Linked DNA regions of Homo sapiens: region 2 is linked to region 1. The links are chromatin contacts, found by Hi-C or POLR2A ChIA-PET in ENCODE. All regions are on one chromosome and are shown on one strand. Each heading gives the region's core, a stretch centred on a gene start or an enhancer-like site at or near the end of the contact. The rest is flanking DNA. Distances are from core to core; before and after follow the strand shown.

The links. Hi-C counts contacts between places; a loop is a spot of excess contacts on that map. ChIA-PET counts read pairs that join two places held with the same protein, here RNA polymerase II (POLR2A). Pooled maps may share reads with other maps.
Region 2: a pooled map shows a loop between it and region 1 (8-fold over the local background). The contact joins the promoter of CHAC1 here to the promoter of BAHD1 in region 1. A Hi-C loop is called at or near these places in 6 of 50 pooled maps. POLR2A ChIA-PET finds 5 or more read pairs at or near these places in 3 of 52 experiments (Caco-2 and WTC11).

Annotation. Positions count from the first base shown.
Region 1 is chr15:40,439,047-40,442,656 of GRCh38, reverse strand. BAHD1 (bromo adjacent homology domain containing 1) reads right to left here and starts at 1,704. Exons shown (of 7, transcript NM_014952.5): 1 at 1,389-1,704. RefSeq lists silencers at 279-348, 369-488, 1,209-1,268, 1,717-1,902, 1,329-1,998 and enhancers at 654-1,153, 1,154-1,655, 2,461-2,998.
Region 2 is chr15:40,951,808-40,955,417 of GRCh38, reverse strand. CHAC1 (ChaC glutathione specific gamma-glutamylcyclotransferase 1) reads right to left here and starts at 1,947. Exons shown (of 3, transcript NM_024111.6): 1 at 1,604-1,947; 2 at 1,155-1,190; 3 at 1-45. The coding sequence starts at 1,834. RefSeq lists a silencer at 2,214-2,473 and an enhancer at 2,145-2,738.

The sequences.
Region 1 (3,610 bases), core at 455-2,954:
ACGGGGTGGGGTGTCTCTTGTCCTAATCAAACTAGTCTTCTGCACTTCTAACACTGTCGACAATGGGCGACTAGGAGATGTCCCAGGTGGGGTTAGACTTCTGCCTGTAGGCAGACTCTGCTTGTTGAAAAACCCCTCATTCTTGACAGGCTCTACAGCGGCTCACTGGGTCTGTCGCCTCGGTGAGTAGCAACCCCGTCGCCACCAGCCAAGGCACATCATGAGCATACACCCCCACCCCGGCCCCTCGGCCCCCGGCAAGTAGACCCCACTTCCCAGAGCCTCGAGGCCAACAGCGAGCGGCTAGAGCGGCAAGCCAGTGCCGCAGCTCCTCCCGGCGGGCGCCCCGGCCCCCGCAGTCCCCGGGGCAGAGTCCGGCCCCGTCGCCCGCCCCTCGGAGTGGGTGCCTCGGACCCGCTCCCCTCCCCGACGCCACCACCTGCGCCCGCTCCGGCGCCGCCTTTGTCCGGCGCTTCACCGCCAAGCGAGCCCCTCGGGCCCGACCTGACCCGGCCCCCAGCCCCAGAAGAGAGGCGGCGGAGCGAGCAGGGCAAGACCAGGCCGGGCCGCGAGCACAGGGTCCCGCTGTCACTTGGAGGCGGTCTGACAACTTCGATTCCCCCCGCCACACCTCGGACTCGGCCGCCGCCCCGCAAGGTCCCCGCAGGGCCTCCCGCGGCCCACACTCGCTTTTCGAACCGGTCCCCTTCCGTCTTCGGCGCCTCCCTTCCTCTCAGCCCGATCGAGTCGGGTCTACACTACTCCCCCCTGCCGCCCCCGGCCCGGCGCGGCCCTCATCCCCTGCCCCCCATCCAGCAATAACCGGTCAGCTCCCAGCGCGGGAGGGCGCCCCCCACCCTGAGCGGGCGATCCCGCGGCGCCGCCCCCGGCCGCGGCCCCTTGCCTCGGGGACCGCGATGGGGGAGGGGGCGCGGCGGGGGCCTCGCCGCCCGCGCACTCGGAGGCGAGCCGGCTCCGCCGCGGCGAGGAAAGACCGGCGTCCTCCCGCCCTCCGCAGCTCGGGACGCCCGCGCCGCCGCCGCCCGGCCGAGCTGCCACCCTGCGGCCGCCACCCACCCCGCCCCCGGCCTGCAAGGCGGGCGGCCCCCGGGGGCTGTCACCTCGAGGCGCGCCGCGTTCCCCGATGGCGGGACCGTGGTGCCGGACCCAGGGGAGGGAGGTGGCGCGAGCGGGCGGGCGGCCGCACCTGCTTCGCGTCGTCCGTCCGTCCGTCCCTTCCCGGGCTGGCGGGGGCGGTGGCGCGGCGCGCTCGGTGGGGCGCGCTGACGGGCGGCCGGTGCTCTCCCCCTTCGCTCTTCTGCCTACCTCGCTCGCTCCCTCCCTCCAGCTCGCCCCTTCCCCCTCCTCGACCCCGGCCCCTGACTCACCAGAACGGGCGGCGCGGACGGCGCGGCTCTGGGCGCCCGCAGGCCCCGGCCGGGCTGGAATCCGGCGGCTGGAACCCCCCGGGGGCGCTCAATTCCCGGGCTCCACGCTGCTGCGTCAGCGCCTCCTCCTGGGGGCCGGGGCCGGGCGGGCGGAGCGGGGACCGCGGCCGGGCGGGGCCGTCGGGGGGGGCGGGCGCGCCTGGCCGGGGCGGGCGGACGGCGGGGGCCGGACGGGCGGGGCAGGCAGCCGGACGGGCGGGCGGCGGGGGCCGGGCTCCGGGATCCGCTACGCCGCTCGCGGTTCCCCCACAAACTCCCCGAGAGCGGAGCCTCCGCCGCCCTCCTTCCTGCTTCCTCGTCCCCAGCCAATCAGCAGCGCGCCCCTCGGCCAGCTCCGCCAATCAGCCGCCCCGCCCTGCGCTGGCTCCGCCAGCCAATCCGGCCCTCGGCTCCCCCTCCCGGTCTCTGACCAATCAGAACCGTGGGTCGGTCGTCCCAACGCAGGGGGCAGCACGAGGCGGCCGGGGGAGGCGGTGCGGGGAGTGGTGGGGCCTTGGGGGAGGGGTGCCGTGCCAAGGGTGGTGGCAAGGGGTGATTTTCTTTGCCGGCTTCTTGGATTTTTCTCTTCGTCTTCAGAACCTGAGCCCGTATCCCACGGTGACTCGACCCCAATCTCCCAGCTGCTAGCCCCCCCGGAAAAATCTTATCTCCCCCCGCCCTGGCCATCACCCCTCCGCATCCCCTTTCCCCCAAATCCTCCCCAGCACGCGCTGGAGAAAACTGCGGGCCGAGGAACACCCCATCCTCGCCGGAGGCTGCTGCCCCCAGGGCAAAGCTTCAGGAAGACCAGCCGAAAATCAAGCGAGAACAACCCCCCTTTCCTGCAGAAAGGGCCCCAGACTCCTGCAAAAGGGCCCCGACTGCTGAGAAGCCCCTCCCGCCCTTGCCTCATCTTTCCGACTTCCCTGCCTGCCACGTCTCCTTTCCTTTCCAGCAAGGTCGGTCCTGGCTCGGTAACCCCTCACCCGCATCTCTTTTTCCTCTTTCTGCCCTTCACCTACCGCCCCCAACCCCAGCTCCTAATTCACCCTCTTCAGAAGCAGAGTGTGGAGCCCTCATCCATTTCCAGCTGACAGCAGAGCCTGGTCTGTGAGTCCTTGACACCCACACACCCTCTTCCACCACCGCGGGGAACATCAGAGCTCTCCGGGGGAGGGAGAAAGGGGCGGGCAGCCTGACAGGAGCGGCTGGACTCCCTCCCTCGCGTCCCCAAGCTACGGGAGAACCAAGTGTAGACACTTACCTGGCTTCCCCCTAGTCACCAAATGCTGTGGCTCCGTCTCTCACCCCCACAGACGTGCCCTCCCAAGCCCGAGCACGCTCGCGGGGTCAGTGGGGTGGGTGGGCACAGCAGGCTAAGGGCACAGAGAGAGATGGGAAGTCCCTGTTAGGTGCGGGAAGGAGCTGTGTCTTGGGCACCTGGTGGTGCCAGAGCCCGCCTAGGACTTCACTAAGCCCGGGATATGCACACAGTAGGTTCTCGAGAAATGCTGAGTTCACCCCTGAACAAAGCCTCATTCCCAATTCAGGCGGGGGAGGGGAGCTTTAGGAGGTAAAAGGAGCAGCGGCAGAAAGGGTAGTGTCAAGTCACCAGAGCGCTGGAGCAGCCCAGGGAGGGGCTGGGCCCCAGGAACGCCTTGGGCAGAGAGAGGCACCCAGAGTGCTGAGGCTGCCCAGGCAAGCAAGGAAAACCCAGCCTTGGAGTGTGGCCCAGGGGCTTCGGAGGGGCTCCTCCTGCACCACACACAGCGCCCAGCCTTTCCTAGACCTTGGGACTCCAGCGCTCACCCAGGCAGCCTTTTAAGACAATCAGGGCTGCTAGCCAATATGGCTGGGAAACAACCTCCCCCAGAAGCAGTTCCCCATCTGCCTCCAGAGCTGTCCAGGGGGCCCAGACTGTCTTAGCTGTTTGGGGGGACACACTTAAAGGAGGGGCCCCCTCAGCAGGGAAAGTGTGTGAATGGAAGCTAAAAGCTAAAACTGTGGCACGGAAATGTCTCGAAGGTCCAGGTTCTCCCACTGCCACTTCTCCCACCTCCCACCCTTGGGGAAAGCAAAACCCCAAAGCTGTAAAAGTAGGACGCTGAAAGATTTCTCCCCTTCCTGGACAGGACAGAGGTTCCCGGCAGCGCCCCCCCAACACACACCAGGCCAGCCCTACT
Region 2 (3,610 bases), core at 698-3,197, 510 kb before region 1:
TACCTGCTCCCCTTGCACTTGGTATGCCACGCCCCAAGTGCAGCCCTGGGAAGAAATAGGGACACCCGGGGTCAGTCATGACAGCTCCTTGCTGCTCCCTCTCCTATCCTAACATGCCACCCCCACCCAGGACTGTGCTCTATAAGGGAGGCTGTGGTCGGCTGATGAGCCATCTGGTGGCAGTACCTCAAGCCCTTGTACTCTCTTTGTTAAGAACAGTTGAAAGGCCAGGCGTGGTGGCTCATGCTTGTAATCCCAACACTTTGAGAGGCCAAGGCAGGTGGATCACTTCAGGTCAGGTGTTCGAGACCGGCCTGGCCAAAATGGTGAAACCCCATCTCTACTAAAAATACAAAAATTAGCCAGGCATGGTGGCGTACGCCTGTAACCCAGCTACTCGGGAGGGTGAGGCAGTAGAATCGTTTGAACCCAGGAGGTGGAGGTTGCAGTGACTTCAGCCTGGGTGACAAGGGTAAGACTCCGTCTTAAAAAAAAAAAAAAAGGCATAGTTGAGGCCAGGTGCAGTAGCTCATGCCTGTAATCCCAGCATTTTGGGAGGCTGAGGGTGGGCAGATCACTTGAGATCAGGAGTTCCAGACCAGCCTGGCCAATATGGTGAAACTCCGTCTCTACTAAAAATACAAAAATTAGCTGAGTGTGGTAGCGCATGCCTGTAATCCCAGCTACTCGGGAGGCTGAGGTGGGAGAATCGCTTGAATCTGGAAGGCAGATGTTGCAGTGAGCCAAGATTGCATCACTGCACTCCAGCCTGGGCAACAGAGCAAGACTCTGTCTCAAAAACAAACAAACAAAACAACAACAACAACAACAAAAAAAAAAAACAGTTGACAAAGTGGTCTAGTACCAGGGAAGACAGGATTCCTCCTCAAAGTGTGGTCCAGGATGTGGTGGCATCACCTGTAAGCTAGTTAGGAATGCTGTGTCTCAGGACCCATTCTCATGCTACTGAACTAAAATCTGCATTCTAACAAGATCCTCATGTGATTTGGTGAGAAGCACTGAGCTAGAACACGTTTCTACTCTGCCAGAGAAGCATCAGACAGAGCTAGCCTGCAGCCAAGAGCCTATGAGCTCTCTCTGCTGGTCCCCCTTCACACTGGGCCAGGGTTCCCCTTCATGATTCGGGCACTTACCTCATGATCTTCAAGGAGCGTCACCACACGGCCAGGCTAGGGAGGGAAGAAATATTTTGAAATAGACAAGTTAGAAATCAGCTCTGCCATCAGCAAGGAAACCTTTATCAATCCCGCTGACCCGGGCCTCCAAGTGCCCCACTCTGCATGCTGAGTCCCATTCATGCAGGGGAAGGTGGGGGAGCGATGCACGGATGTAGGAGAAACGTCCAGAAACACTGACATGTCAGTGGTCCCAGTTGGTGATCAACACAGGGATCCACAGGTTCACAGACTCCAGCCATCACAGTGATGCACTGGGCACATACATTTAAATGAGCCACAAACCCCAGACACAGGTTTACACATTTCTTTCTATTGGCCCAGAGAGCCCCGGACATTCCAGGGCACTGGCGCCCAGTATCCCGCCCCCAACCCCCTCACTCCCCTGGGCACGGTTGGATGCTCACCATCTTGTCGCTGCCCCGATGGAAGGTGTCTCCCTGCCAGAAACGGCGGCTGTAGCCGCGCACGAAGCCCACACGGCTGTCGCTGTAGGCGAAGTCGGGCCTCCACACCAGGGAGCCGTACCCGAAAATCCACAGCGCTTGAGGGTCGCCGTCGTTTCGGGGGAACTGAGCGGACGGCGTAGGGGACTGCGAGGTGGGCGGGGTGTTCGGGGCTGCAGACTCCTGCTTCATGGTGCCTGGCACAGGGATAGGCCCAGGCGGCCTCCGGGGCTGGTCTCCGGCGTGGGCACGGAAAGACCGACGGACGCACACACCTGGCCTGGCACCGCTCGGTAGCTCCAGCTGAGCGCCCCCCATGGAGGCGCCCTTTAAACCTTCTTGCCGGGAGACCACGCCCACCGCGGCCAGCTGCCGCGGTGATTGGGGTGGGGCAAATCCCCTTTTGGCCAATCAACTTCGGATTCTGCTTCTCACTTAACCGCGCCGCGGGCCCAGCGCGCCCGCTGATTGGTTCAGCTCCACCTCTGTGGCAAACCTGGCAGGAGTGATGCAACGGCAGGGGAGGTTTCTCCAGCGCCGGCATGCAGCAAGGGCGCCTCGGATTGCGTCAGGCGGCGGGCAGGGGGCACCCGCCGGGCCCAGGGCGGGCACCGGGCGGGCGTCTCCCCAGCCGCCCCCTCATGACCTGGGCCCCTTGGAGGTACGGCGAGCGAGTCCCAGGCGGTGTCAGCCCAGCCTTGCCGCTAGTGCATCTGGCCGAGTCCCTGCCAGCCTAGGCGGCACAGACTCAGTCCCAAGTCGAGTCCAGGGCACGTCCAGAAGGAGCGCTCTGGGCGTCGTAAACTTCCGTCTCTGGGGCCCCTCCTGAGATCATGCACTGCGGGAAAGCTGTCGGAGGCACCGTCCGCATTCCGCTCAAGTGCCTCACGCCGTTGGCCATTGTGAGCAAATGGAGAAACTGGGCCACGGGGCTGCAGGGGGTTCTGCAGAGACTGCGGGGCTGAGTTAGGTAGGCCAGGCGCCCGGAGCTTGCAGGCCTCACATGGGCTACGCCCCGGACCAGGTGTGGGACCCCTCGAGCCCAGGTAGGCTCGGGGAAGAGCCTGTTAGAGCGCTTGGACCGACCGGCAGTCACTTTGGAGGTGGTGGCTGCACCTGCGGAGAAAGGCTATAAAGATGCAAAAGCCAGGCTAGTCTTGCCCCCAAGGCGATGGGTTTAATTCTTCCTGGACGTGAGATTTTGCAGCAATGATTAATCCATAGGCACAAGGTTCCGGGAGCAGCGGGCAAGGAGGGCCCAGTGAGGCCCCCACAAGACTATGGCCAGCTACTGGTCTTCTCCCTCGGCTTCTGGCCTCCCAGCCGAGTCCACAGGCCGCCGGGGGTTGACCCAATACGCAGCAAGGGACTGCCCTCAGGGGATGTCACTGACTGTAAAAGGGAAACAGAGGCAGCTGAAGGCCTTCTCTCTAAACTGGCCAGGAGATGGCTGGCAGGGGCAATGTGCAACATGGCTTCTCATTCGATTCTAATTCAATATTTAAACTAAACGTGATCTTCACACTTCACATATTCATTCCGAAGGTGTCGCAGATATAAGTGGGAAACTTGCACAACAGTGTGTATAGTACAAAGCTATTTCTTTAAAAACAAAAAGTATTCGTGTAATAAATAATCTGGAAGAATATACCTAAACAGTTAGCAGAGGCTGGCACCAGAGGAGGACTTTCAGTATCAAACTTAAACAGTAATGAAAAAGTCTGGATTTTTACAGGGAGCATGAATTACTTTTCCAATCAGGAAAAAAAAAAAATTACCAGCAAATGGTCCTTTCTGGTTATTCCTTTCTTTTTCGCTTTCTCTCCATTTCCCACATTCAGTCTCCCTCTTCTCTTCTATCCTGTCCCCTTTCGTTCATATGAGCACCTCCTTTGTTGGTAGCTTCTTAGAAGAATGTCCTCTTTTCCACTCACCAGCTGTGGGTTGTAGTCCGGGAAGTGGGAAACT